2 separate regions of the Homo sapiens genome follow, and region 2 is linked to region 1. A link is a contact called in ENCODE Hi-C or POLR2A ChIA-PET data. All regions are on one chromosome and are shown on one strand. Each heading gives the region's core, a stretch centred on a gene start or an enhancer-like site at or near the end of the contact. The rest is flanking DNA. Distances are from core to core; before and after follow the strand shown.

What was found. A loop is a pair of places that touch in the nucleus more often than their neighbours do. ChIA-PET counts read pairs that join two places held with the same protein, here RNA polymerase II (POLR2A). Pooled maps may share reads with other maps.
Region 2: a loop to region 1 is called in a pooled map, with 7 times the contacts of the local background. The contact joins the promoter of ZNF485 here to the promoter of ZNF33A in region 1. A Hi-C loop is called at or near these places in 1 of 37 single-sample maps with no recorded cell type and 5 of 50 pooled maps. POLR2A ChIA-PET finds 5 or more read pairs at or near these places in 1 of 52 experiments (GM12878).

The regions. Positions count from the first base shown.
Region 1 is chr10:38,008,195-38,014,215 of GRCh38, forward strand. ZNF33A (zinc finger protein 33A) reads left to right here and starts at 2,481. Exons shown (of 5, transcript NM_006954.2): 1 at 2,481-2,589; 2 at 4,104-4,156. The coding sequence starts at 4,148. RefSeq lists an enhancer at 3,004-3,183.
Region 2 is chr10:43,602,443-43,608,463 of GRCh38, forward strand. It overlaps ZNF485 (zinc finger protein 485), which reads left to right and starts at 3,996. Exons shown (of 5, transcript NM_145312.4): 1 at 3,996-4,104; 2 at 4,555-4,632. The coding sequence starts at 4,609. It also overlaps the pseudogene CAP1P2. RefSeq lists an enhancer at 3,702-3,751 and a silencer at 4,032-4,311.

The sequences.
Region 1 (6,021 bases), core at 1,231-3,730:
TGACTTCCCACCTTTGCCGTGCCCAGACAAGTCCAGATATGCCTTCCCACCTAGTAATGGACAGTCCTCCTTCCTTCCCGCCTAATAGACCCTATTCAATTTTAAACCTTAGCCAATAGAGTTAGCTTAGACTGTGAGGTCCAACCCCAGCCAATGGGGAAGGGACACAGAAGTGCTAGGAACTGTATCAGGGATAAAATCCCCTGCCCTACCCCTCTCAGTGTACTCTTGTGATCGTGACTGGCACAAGCTGCACCCTTCTGCAGAAGTAAATTTGCCTTGCTGAGGAATTTTCTGCCTACGCGCTGGTTTTCTCTGTGGCACCGGGCACTTGTTTCTAACAGCAGGAAAAGCAAACAGAGGTATTGGTACACAAAACAACACAGAAGGATCTCAATTGCATTGTGTTAAGAGATACCAGATTCAACAACTACATACTGTGTGATTCCATTTATATAATATCCTAAAAAAGGCAAACATATAGGCCCAAAGAATAGATAGCGGTTGCAAGAGGCTAAGAGTGGTGAGAGAATCTGACTTTAAAAAGGTAGCATGGAGGAATTTTATTGACAGAGATGAAACAATTTTGTGTCTTGCTTGTAGTGGTGGTTACACAAATCTATGCATTGTCAAAACTCATAAAATTATGCATCAAATAAAGAACTTTTCAGTATATAAAGCATAAATTAAAAAATGTAAATTTCAATAAATGTTTCACGTATTTTTACTCAAATATTTGCATTTCTTTCTTTTTTTTTTTTTTTGAGACGCAGTGTCGCTCTGTCACCAGGTTGGAGTGCAGTAGCGCAATCTTGGCTCACTGCAACCTCCCCATCCTGGGTTCAAACGATTCTCCTGCCTCAGCCTCCTGAGTAGCTGAGACTACAGGTGTGCACCACAACGCCCCACCTAATTTTTGTATTTTTAGTACAGAAGGGGTTTCACCATGTTGGGCAGGATAGTCTCGATCTCTTGACCTCATGATCTACCCGCCTCAGCCTCCCAAAATGCTGGGATTACAGGCGTGAGCCACCACGCCTGGCCATATTTGCATTACTTTCAATTCTCATAATGGACTTAAAAAGTTTTGCTGGAATGGAGTTGCTTATTTTTCTCTATTATAAAATGTGACTGATATTAAATTTATAGTTTCTGTCTTTGGCATCACATCCCTTGTTGTTTTTTTTGAGACAAGGTCTCACTTTGTCACCCATGCTGGAGTGCAGTGGTGCCATGATGGCTTACTGCAGCCCGGGGCTCAAGTGATCCTCCAACCTCAGCCTCCTGAGTAGCTGGGATCACAGGTGCCTGCCTACATGCCAGGCTAATTGTTATTTTTAGTTTTTTGTAGAGATGGGGGTCCCACTATAGTGCCCAGGCTGGTCTTGAACTCCAAGGATCAAGTGGTCCTCCTGCCTCCGCCTCCCAAAGTGCTGGGGTTACAGGTGTGGGCCACTGTGCCTGGTCCACTTGTCAATTTTCAAAAATTTTTACTCTTTTAGTGGTTTAAATGTTTAAGTATTGTATACATGTGAGATTTTATCATGTGTGATCTATGTATATCTCTACATTCCAAATTGCTCGGAATGACATGCTCTTTGGAATACTCCATTCTTTCCCTCACTGTTTTGAAATGCTGTATCTACTACACATTAAAGAATACTCTTAAGCTGTCTTATTTCCATGGAGCAGGTGCCAAACTACTTTGAATAGAGCAATATTATATAGATAGATGTAGATAGATACAGATATTCCTTAGGCATTTTTTTCCTGCTTTTTAAAATGTATACTGGCTGTTCATTTGGGTTTTTACTTATTCTAGATAAAGTTGAGAATGCTTTTGTGAAGTACAGAATACACTAAAGATCAAAGAGAAAAAATACATAACAAAAATTTGTTGATATTCTTTTAGGAATTTTGTCTTCCTAAGAAAGGTACAGATAGACTAAAAGTATTTCCATTTAGTCAAGCAATTTTAATGTCACAGAGGAAATCATACGTGACATTTATTTTCTTCTTTCAGATTATGTCTAGTTCCTTACTGAGCTACAATTTCCGTTTATTGCTTTAACCATTTTGATGAAGTAGCTTTCCGGCCGCACCTTCCCCTTTTTTCCCCCGCTCCCAAAGAACCGCTGATAGCATGAAAGTCTTTTAAACTGTATGGACGAGATCTATTTCCTAACATTTAAACGGAAAATGACACGCAGCGGTCCTTTCCTTGAGCGTCTGCGTCTAAACTGCCCACAGACCTCCCCCGCAGTATATCCCTTTGGAGTGCCCCGGGGAAAGCCAGGGCTGCAGGCAGTTCCAGCACCAACTCAGACCGCATCTGCCCACTGCCTAGCGGGGCACTTCTCTACCAATCCGAAGGGCTGCTCGCCCGGCCTCACGGGAAAGGTAGTTTCCAGGTAGGGCGCCAACAGCATCAAGCTGTGCGCGTGGGCTCTGCGCATGCCTCGTCCGCCGGCTACGTCTGCGTTTCCGCCTTTCCTTTTGTTTTTCTCAGGTTTTGCGTGGGAGGCGGTCCCGGGATTTCAAGGGTCTACGCGCTTTTCTATGGCGAATGCAACCCGACGAGGGAGTGGGGTAAGCCCCAGTGGGTTGGGCAGGGAGAGAGAGGGAGCCCCGCGCGACTCCTGGGGCGGGCGGCAGGGGGCCGGTACCAAGTGGTGGGGAGGAGGCCCGGGGACCTCATAGGGGAAGGCGGGGACGGCGGGGCTGCAGCGTGTGGGCCACGACGCTAGGCCGGTTCCTCAAAGGCGCGGCCTCTGTACGGAGCAGGGTACGCAGCGTGTGTCGCCCCATTTGTGGGGGCCGCGGAGGAGGGCATGTGCGCTTGCGCAGTCCGCGCGCTGAGCCTTGCGGGAGGGGCAGTTCTCTTGTCTAGCCTGTGCGCGTGTGCTAGGGCGCCGCGGTACGTGGGCGGGGAAAGGCGGGTGCAGTCGCCCGCCAGACCGGCAGACTCGGTTGCACGTATTGCATTCATCCTCTTTAGGTTCCGAACTGACCTCCAGTCAGGTCCATCACTGCATCTTGGTATTTGCTGTTCCTCTGTCCTGACTTGATCTTGCACTCAGGAAAGATCTTCAAGAATTACCTAATTTTGGCCTGGCGCGGTGGCTCTCGCCTGTAATCCCAGCACTTTGGGAGGCCGAGGCGGGTGGATCACCTGAGGTCAGAAATTCGAGACCAGCCTGACCAACATGGTGAAACCCCGTCTCTACTAAAAATACGAAAAGTAGCCGGGCGTGGTGGCGCATGCCTGTAATCCCAGCTACTGAGGCGGAAAATTGCTTGAACCCGGGAGGCGGAGGTTACAGGTAGCCAAGATCGCACTATTGCACTCCAGACTGGGCAACAAGAGCGAAACTCCGTCTCAAAAAAAAACAAAAACAAAGAATTACCTAATTTTGCCTCATTTGTTAGAAGAAAAAGATTTTTTTTGTTTTTTTGTTTGTTAAGGTCACTGACTTGTTCAGGATCACAGTTAGTAGGGAAGACTAAGTCACATCTCCTGACCCCTAAGCCAGTACTGTCTACTTTTCCACACACATCAAAGCAAGTTTAAAATATCCCTTTGAGAAATAGCAACAAAGTTAGATGAAGAAATTAAAACTGATTTTTTCTTTGAAGCACTGCCGCTTATGGCTTTCTGTGGAGTCACTCACCAGAGGTTAAGTAACATTACTGGGAAAATAGATAGCTTAGTCCTATTTTTTACAATGGTTTTAGTGTTAATGTTCCTTCATTAAATATATTGTTAACTTGTTTGGCCAATATTGTCATTATACTTTTTTTTGTGAACACCGAGGGAGATTGAAATCCTTAGGAAGCAAATATTTACTTTCACCCGGTAAAAAATCTTGTGCCCAAGAGCTACATAATTATGTTGGAGTTATTCTTTCACCATTTCTACCGCCTATTCCGAAGTGTTCTTCCACCATTTCTACCCCCTATTCCAAAGTGTCAGAGGACATTGATACTCTCCCAGAGGAAGCATTTTACCTAGTGGGTGTGTATGGCTTCTTAGGGCGGAAGAATCCAGGAGTTGCCAGGCAGGCCAAATCTTTCATGACCCCATTCCTCTTTTTCTAACTCAGCTGTATCTTCAGAGTTGTCTCCGTCTTTCCAAGAACAGAACAAAATGAACAAGGTAAGTTGTTTATTAATTCCCTACTTTATTTTGCAGTGGACTTTGTGAGATTTGTAAGAGTCGATATGGTGTTTGTTTTTTTTTTTTTTTTTTTTTTGTGAGACGGAGTCTCACTCTGTCACCCAGGCTGGAGTACAATGTCCCCATCTCGGTTCACTGCAACCTCTGCCTCCCGGGTTCAAGCAATTCTCCTGCCTCAGCCCCCCGAGTAGCTGGGACTGCAGGCGCATGCTGCCACGCCTGGCTAATTTTTTGCGTTTTAATAGAGACAGGGTTTCACCGTGTTGCCTAGGCTGGTCGCAAACTCCTGAGCTCAGTCAATCCGCCCGCCTTGGTCTCCCAAAGTGCTGGGATTACAAGCGTGAGGCACCGTGTCTGGCCAAGAGTCAATATGTTAAGATGAGAAGTTAGTAATAGATAAAAATTGAACTTCCCAGAAAATATAAAGTAACAGATCAATAGCAGGGCCAAGTTAGAGTCAATAAGTTGAGCTTCGTATGTTTCTTACGTTTCCAACAACCATGGCAGAAAGGAAGACACTGGATACAGACAGACTGACTCCTCTGAAGGCACAAAGACTTCCTGGCAGATACCTTTTTTGGTCATAACATAGGGACCCATAGTGAATAAGCTTCCAGTGATAACCCTGAAATGAGTGCAGCCTATTGAGTCAAACTGCTTTTTTAATTTTTATTTCACACAGGTTCCAGTTTTCTTTTGGATGTAGTGTTTGATCAGTAAATTAAAATGTATTTTAATTTTAATTTTTTTATTTTTTTGAGACGGAATCTTGCTCTCTTGCCATTCTGGAGTACAGTGGCGCGATCTTGGCTCACTGAAACTTCTGCCTCCCGGGTTCAAGCGATTCTCTTGCCTCAGCCTCCCGAGTAGCTGGGACTACAGGCATGCGCCACCACACCTGGCTAATTTTTGTATTTTTAGTAGAGACGGGGTTTTACCGTGTTGGCCAGGATGGTCTTGATATCTTGACCTCGTGATCTGCTCTCCTCAGCCTCCCAAAGTGCTGGGATTACAGGCGTGAGCCACTGCACCCAGCCGGTAAATTAAAATGTATTTTATTATTATTATTTTTTTTGATACAGAGTCTTGCTCTGTCACCAGGCTGTAGCACAGTGGTGTGATCTTGGCTCACTGCAACCTCCGACTCCCTGGTTCAAGTGATTCTCCTGCCTCGACTCCTTGGTTAAAGTGATTCTCCTGCCTCAACCTCCCGAGTAGCTGGGATTATAGGCACGCACCACCATACCCAGCTAATTTTTGTATTTTTAGTAGAGACGGGGTTTCACCATGTTGGCCAGGCTGGTCTCAGTCTCCTGACCTCGTGATCCCCCACCTTGGCCTCCCAAAGTGCTAGGATTGTGTATTTTAATTTTTAATGAATCTTATTTCTACATGTGTAGCAGATAGATACACAACCCCCTAAATTTTAAATATAGAACTTAATGAATTATTACAAATCCGTGGCACAAATAATGAATACACAGGTCAAAACAAACATTGCCAGCACTCCTGAAGCTGCCGTCTTGTCCCCCTCACAATCCTGACACCTCCCTGCTCATTCATTCATTTACATATAAGCCACAGTATCTGGCTTCAGTGGCAGAGTTGAATAGTTGTGACAGGAACATTTTGGCCTGCAAAGCCCCAAATTTAATGATGTCTGATTTTTTTTTTTTTTTTTTTTTTTTTTTTGGAGAGAGTCTCACTGTCACCCAGGCTAGGGTGCAGTGTGCGATCTTGGCTCACTGCAGCCTCTGCCTTCAGGGCCCAAGGGATTCTCCTGGCTAAGTCTCCCAAGTAGCTGAAATTACAGGCACGCGCCATCACACCTGGCTAATTTTGTA
Region 2 (6,021 bases), core at 2,746-5,245, 5.6 Mb after region 1:
GCAAGGAGTTCAGACAGTCGAGGGATGATGGAAAGCCAATGGGGGCAACTTTGCTTTGGGATCCAACAATGACTGTTGGTACCCAGCTCTGCTATTTACTAGGTGAGGGACCAAAGACAAGTTACGTTCTCTGAGCCAATTTCCTCATCTGCAAAATGAGAATAATAATTGTACCTTCTTTGGTGGTGAGAGCTCAGTGTAATGATGTATGTAAAAGGCTCTGCATGTCCTCTGGAATCAGCAAATGGTAGCCATATATAAATAAATGCAGATTCTGGATCCAGCCCCCAAAGTAAGGAAAGACTGGTCCTTAGGTGCCCTTGCTGGAAAAAGTGGGATGGAAAAAGTGTGATGGAAAAAGTGTGATTCTTTTGTTTTTTGTAGAGTCTCACTCTGTCACCTAGGATGGAATGCAGTGGCGCGATGTCAGCTCACTGCAACCTCCACCTCCCAGGTTCCAGCAATTCTCCTGTCTCAGCCTCCTGAGTAGCTGGAACTATAGGCGCACGCTGTCACGCCTAGCTAATTTCTTTTGTATTTTAGTAGAGACGGGGTTTCACTGTGTTGCCCAGGCTGGTCTCGAACTCCTGAGCTCAGGCAATCCGCCCGCCTCAGCCTCCCAAAGTCCTAGGATTACAGGTGTGAACCACCATGCCTGGCCATGATTCTTGATAAAGTGGCTTTGTAGGATTCTTGGCTAAAACTCGGCTCACCAGGCCAAGACAAGGCATAGTTGAAAGGAGGATGCAAAGGAGCCTGACTCCACTTTAGTCTAGGAGGGACGCTTGTCAGCTGTTCTATCCTTAGCATCCAGAAGTGAGTAGCACGCAGTGGGCCTTTGGTCAATCACTGGTAAATTGGTAAATGAATGCACCATCCTGAGAAATTTTCTTAAAAAAAAAGGCCCTAATTGAATGAGAGAGATACATTTTCCTCCCTTAGCTTTCCAATTCCTGGAGTTAATAAATAGAAACATATGTTTTTCCTAGAAAATAATACATTTGTTAAAACAGATTCAACCTACTTTCATTTTCTATGTCAGCAAATAGTGAGGAAATAATGTTTTTAGTGTTCTAGGTGATGTACTTTTCTAACATGCTTTTTATTTGTATGAAATAAAAACAGGATTATTTGGAAACAAATAGCTATCCAAAGGCACATAAAATATGTCTCTCATACTTTCCGTATCAGTTTCTGGTGGCAGATGTCAACCTAAGCAGTACATTAGAACCACTTGGGGGCTTTAAAAAATCCGAATGCCAGGACCACACTTAGGGCAATTAATTCAGAATCTCTGAAGCTGGGACCCAGGTACCTTCACTTTGCTTTTTTTTTTTTTTGGTATTTATTTCATTCTATTTTCTGTATAACTTTAAGTACATAAAGATTTATTTCCACAGGATCAGGAAATGGGTAGAAATCACAGGACAATCTCTCTTCCCACCAAAAAAGTTGCGTATTTTGGTAAGTGTTTGTCCTAGAGGGAAAAAACTGAAATTTACATTAGCAGTGCTGTGCAAGATTCTTACATAAATCAAGACCTAAAAGCAGCTTGCAGTGGAGGTTTTGGTCCCCTGTTCAGGTGCTTGGACAGAAGCCATAAGCTGGTGAGTGTGACAGGGAAAAGGAGGCAGTGAAGACAGGTGACAGGCACCTAGCAGGGAAGGAGGATTCAGGAATACCAGACTCCTTGGAATGGAGTGTTGTTTTTCCTTTTTTTTTTTTTCATCTCTGTAGGAAGGTGCTGGGCAGGGATCCCAGAGAAAGAAAGGGTTGAATACTCCTTTAACTGCCCTGGATGAAGGGCACTGCTACAGCAGCTAGTACCGGAGACTCTCCTATCTCATGGTTGAGGCAGACCCAGGATAGAATAGTGAATAAAAGGAATGCTTATAGGAAACAATTTTGCGTGGAATGCTAGATGGCCAAGCCTCAGCCTTTGGTCCAGTGCAATCCTTGCCTCACTTGTCAATAGTGAAAAATTAGTTTGGTTAGAAGAACCATCTGGAAACACACCAGCTTCTGCTACCTTCATGCTCATTGTCAGAAAAAGATTAACCAGTGTGAACGTTCTGATCTGTTAATTCCTGGGACTGTTTTCTTCCCAGTGGACTGTTTGTTGGTAGAATAACCCCCAAAGCTCAAAGCTAAAATGCATCATTAGTCCTCGTCGGCAGTTGAGCTGATTTGGAAAAGCTGCACCTTCCTGCAGAAGATCAACTGACCTGCTATCCCACTGCACATCTGAGGTATATTTCAGTGAAGGCAGGTAGCTGTGCTTTTCAGAGCAGAGAAGCAGTTTTAAGAGCAGAAAGGTAGAGGAAATCTAGAAAAGAACCGTCTTGATACAGATTTATCCCATGGTGTGAAGGGAGGGCAAAGAACCCAGTGGCACTTCGCTTATCCAGCAATTTCTGTCACTGTGGCGACAAACTTCTGCCCATTCCAGAGGGTCTTGAACTGCTCAGGAACTGGGAATTCATTAAAGTCACCGCCTTCTGTAGGAATGAGGACATTCATCTCAGAAGATTTGGCACTGGCTATTTCACAATCCAGGGAATTCTTGCTCAGGTAAGCATGGCAGCCATCTGTTTTGTTGATGGAAATGGTTGGCACTTTACTCATCACCTGAACTTTGACATCCCTACTGTTGATTATCTCCACAATGCCCACCATATCATCGAATACCAGACCAAGTTTCTTACAATTATCTACTGTAATGGAGTTAATTTTGCCCTTGATTTGCAACATCGTGTTGACACACTTGTATATGTAAGCCGCCTGTTTCAGCTCTGTGTCATCAATCACCAGATTGGAAACATTTTCCTGATTTTCCACTCTCCACTTCTTGCCCTCCAGTTCAAGTACAGCTGGCTCCTTCTTTGTGGCTGGTTTGGGGTTTAGGTGCAGAGAATGGCTTGGGGCCACTGCGTACTGGACCACTCTGAGCCTTCAGGGTAGGGTTCTTGTGAGTCTTCATGTCATCAGATACACGTTTCAGGGCATGTGTGATGCTCTCCCCCTGATTAATCTGCGCAAACAGTGCTGAGAGGGAAGCGGACTCATCTGAGCCTGAACTGACAGAGACTAGTGGAGGAGGGGGGCCTGGTGGTGGGGGAGGAGTAGCTGATCCAGCAGAGGGTCCAGATGGCAGTCCACTCAGTTCTTTTGTCACAGGCCCCGTTTTGCTCCAGGCAGTCCGGTGGTATGGAACTCCTTAATGTAAGCCTGCAGCTCTGTGCATATACTTAAATAAGCTTTGACTCAGTCTACATGCTTCTTATCCACATCTTTGTACTCTTTAAGGACTCAGTTTGTATAAAACACAGCAGCATGATTCATTTCTTTCACATAAGGGCCAGGATTGGGAGCCATAGCCACCCAGCCTAGGGCCTGGATACTTTCACTGACAGCTGACAGCTGATTAAACAACTTGCTGCCTCGGTTCTTCTCCCAAAAGGTTATCACTTCTTTGATCTGCTCTGAGATAGGTGCCAACAGATCGGAAAGCTTATTACCTGCCGGCTATTGACACTGAGAAGCTGTAACCAAGAGAGCTCACTCCAACTTCAAAACTGTGTGTACCATCTCCACATCTTTCTGCACGTCTTCCCCAATCTCTTTACTGATCTTCAAGTACTCTGCCACAGGGCAGGCAAGCAGCGAGTCAAATGCCTGCGCATATGGAGCTGCTCCTGCTTTTGAAGGACTATCTCCATATCCACGGTGCATGTCAGAGGTATGGGATACTGCCTCCAGGCGGCCCACTGCCCTGTCCAATTTTTTACCAGATTTTGCATGTCAGTCATAATGTATCACCTCCCGACTGCGATCAGCCGCTCTCCACTTCCCGCACCTTCACTTTTCAAAGATTCCCAGGTGATGCCAACCTGCTCTGCGGATGGAGCCCCTAAGACCCCAAGCGGCCCAGACTACGTTTCCCAGAGGCCTCCGCGGCCTCAGCCACTTCCGCTTCCGGTCCAGCCTGTCTCCGCGTGGTGCGAGCGCTGCACCAGCCCCTGGCTGGTGGTTACTGTCCGAACGGCGTGGTGTGGTCGCTGACTCTCTGGGCGTGCAGCTCCGCAGCCCTGCCGGCTCGGTTCGGTTCGTGAGCGGCCGGGGTCAGGCTGGGTCCCTGAAGCCTCGAGCCCCTGGCGGGTGCTCCCCGCCTTTCCCAGGGGCGGGTCGAGGGGCGAGCCGGGGTGGGAGGGGAAGGCGGCGGTGGGCAGTGCCCACCCGCAGTGGCTGCGCCGTGTGGAGCGACCGCTCGAGGCTGGTGCATCACAGAGCGCTCCAGCCTTGCGCCCCGGCCGACAGATTGGGCCACTGACAAGGCCGTCCCCCGGTGCTGCCAAAAGTGTTTGGCGTGGAGCTGGCTGCAGTCCAGGCCGGATCCCAGCAGCCGTTCCCTTTCCTTTCTTCCCGAGCGTACCCACCTGGACCTGTCTGCCCACCTGTGGAGGGAACGGGCGGGCGGGGACCTGGTCTAGAGGGCAGATTCTAGCTAGGCTAGGGCACGGAGGGACTTCCTCAATTTCCTCTCTTCTTTCCCAGATTGACTTACGCAGGATTCTCAGCCCTTGCCTGGGAGAACAGTTCAGGAGACAGATGGCCCCAAGAGCCCAGATCCAGGCAAGTTTGATTTTTCCATTTCTTGAGAAACCACGTGTTTCAGCGAGGTGGGGTTTATGCCTCTTGCCCGGACAATGCCCTGCCCTGTGTGTGGACAAAGCTACCCGAACCAATCCTGGATGGGTCCCGCGATTTCCGTCCTGTCTACCCATTACGTAGTCATTCACCAAGTAGATTATTGCTACCCATGTTTTCTAGAGTGCTAGAAACAGAAAAGTGCTTTGCAAACTGGCAGACGATGAAAAAAATACACGTTAGCATGTAAAGACGTAGGCCATAAAGACATAGGGTGATAGCAGTGCTCTCTTGACCTTTAGTGTGTGGTAGGGTGGGAGGGGTGGAGTAGTGGGCGCCTTAGTTCTTCCTGAAGAATAAATGAGATTTGCATAATTGCAGAGGATACTAGGGGAAAGCGCTGCCTGAATGAAGTCATTATGGCGGGACCATGAACAAACTGGTCTGAGAAAGTTGGAAACATTCATGGTCTAGAATCCCAGACTGGAGTTTGCTTTTATCCTGGAGAAAACTAGGTTTTGAAGGATTTTGAGAAGCTGATTAAATAATTGGTATTTTGAAAGGAAGTGATAAACATTTGAGTGTCTATTATACAAATAAAATTAAAAAAATTAAAGATCACCTACATTTCTACTGCTCTAAGTCAAGTAATTTCATTTGAAACACACTTTTCATTTTTTTAAGGCTTACTCATTTTTTCTTTTAGTATTTCATAGCCATTCCAATTTGTTCTAGTTTCATTACCACTTTTTGTGGCTTCCTTTTATACTGTGCCTTCAACCAGCCCTGGGACCTTGAGCAAGTTCTTCCAACTCTCTGAACCTTTGTGTCTTTAGCTACGAAATAGATTTTACTTTATATAGTTACGGCAGAAATTTAGAGAGATGATATGTATCTCAGGGTTTAGCACCGTGGCTGGTACATAGTAAGTTGTTACTCTTATGAAAAGCAATTTTTTTTTCTTTTTTAAAAATATTCTGCCCCAGAGTCAGATCATACTCCCTGTAAATTCTCGGATAAAGCTAATCACTTTCCATGTCTTTTCAAAGTTTCTATTCATTTGTTGATTGAATAAAGCTTGAACACTTCTGTGTCAGGCAGTGTTTTTGACTGGGAGGCAGCAGTGACCCACACTGTCCCCCTGGAGCTCACATTAGAGAGGATGCTGACAGTCAGTGCAAACCTCTCCTGCCAGGTGGTGAGAAATCCTGTGAAGAAAAGTGAAATGGGTTTCGAGACTGAGTGGCAGAGGATGGGGTGGAGAAATAGAAGACCTTTTTGATGAGGTGACATGAAGGGTGGAGTGAGCAGAGGCTAGGCCTGGAGGAGGGAGCAGGACAGGCATGCAGGAAGAACCTGCTCAAGGGAGGAGTC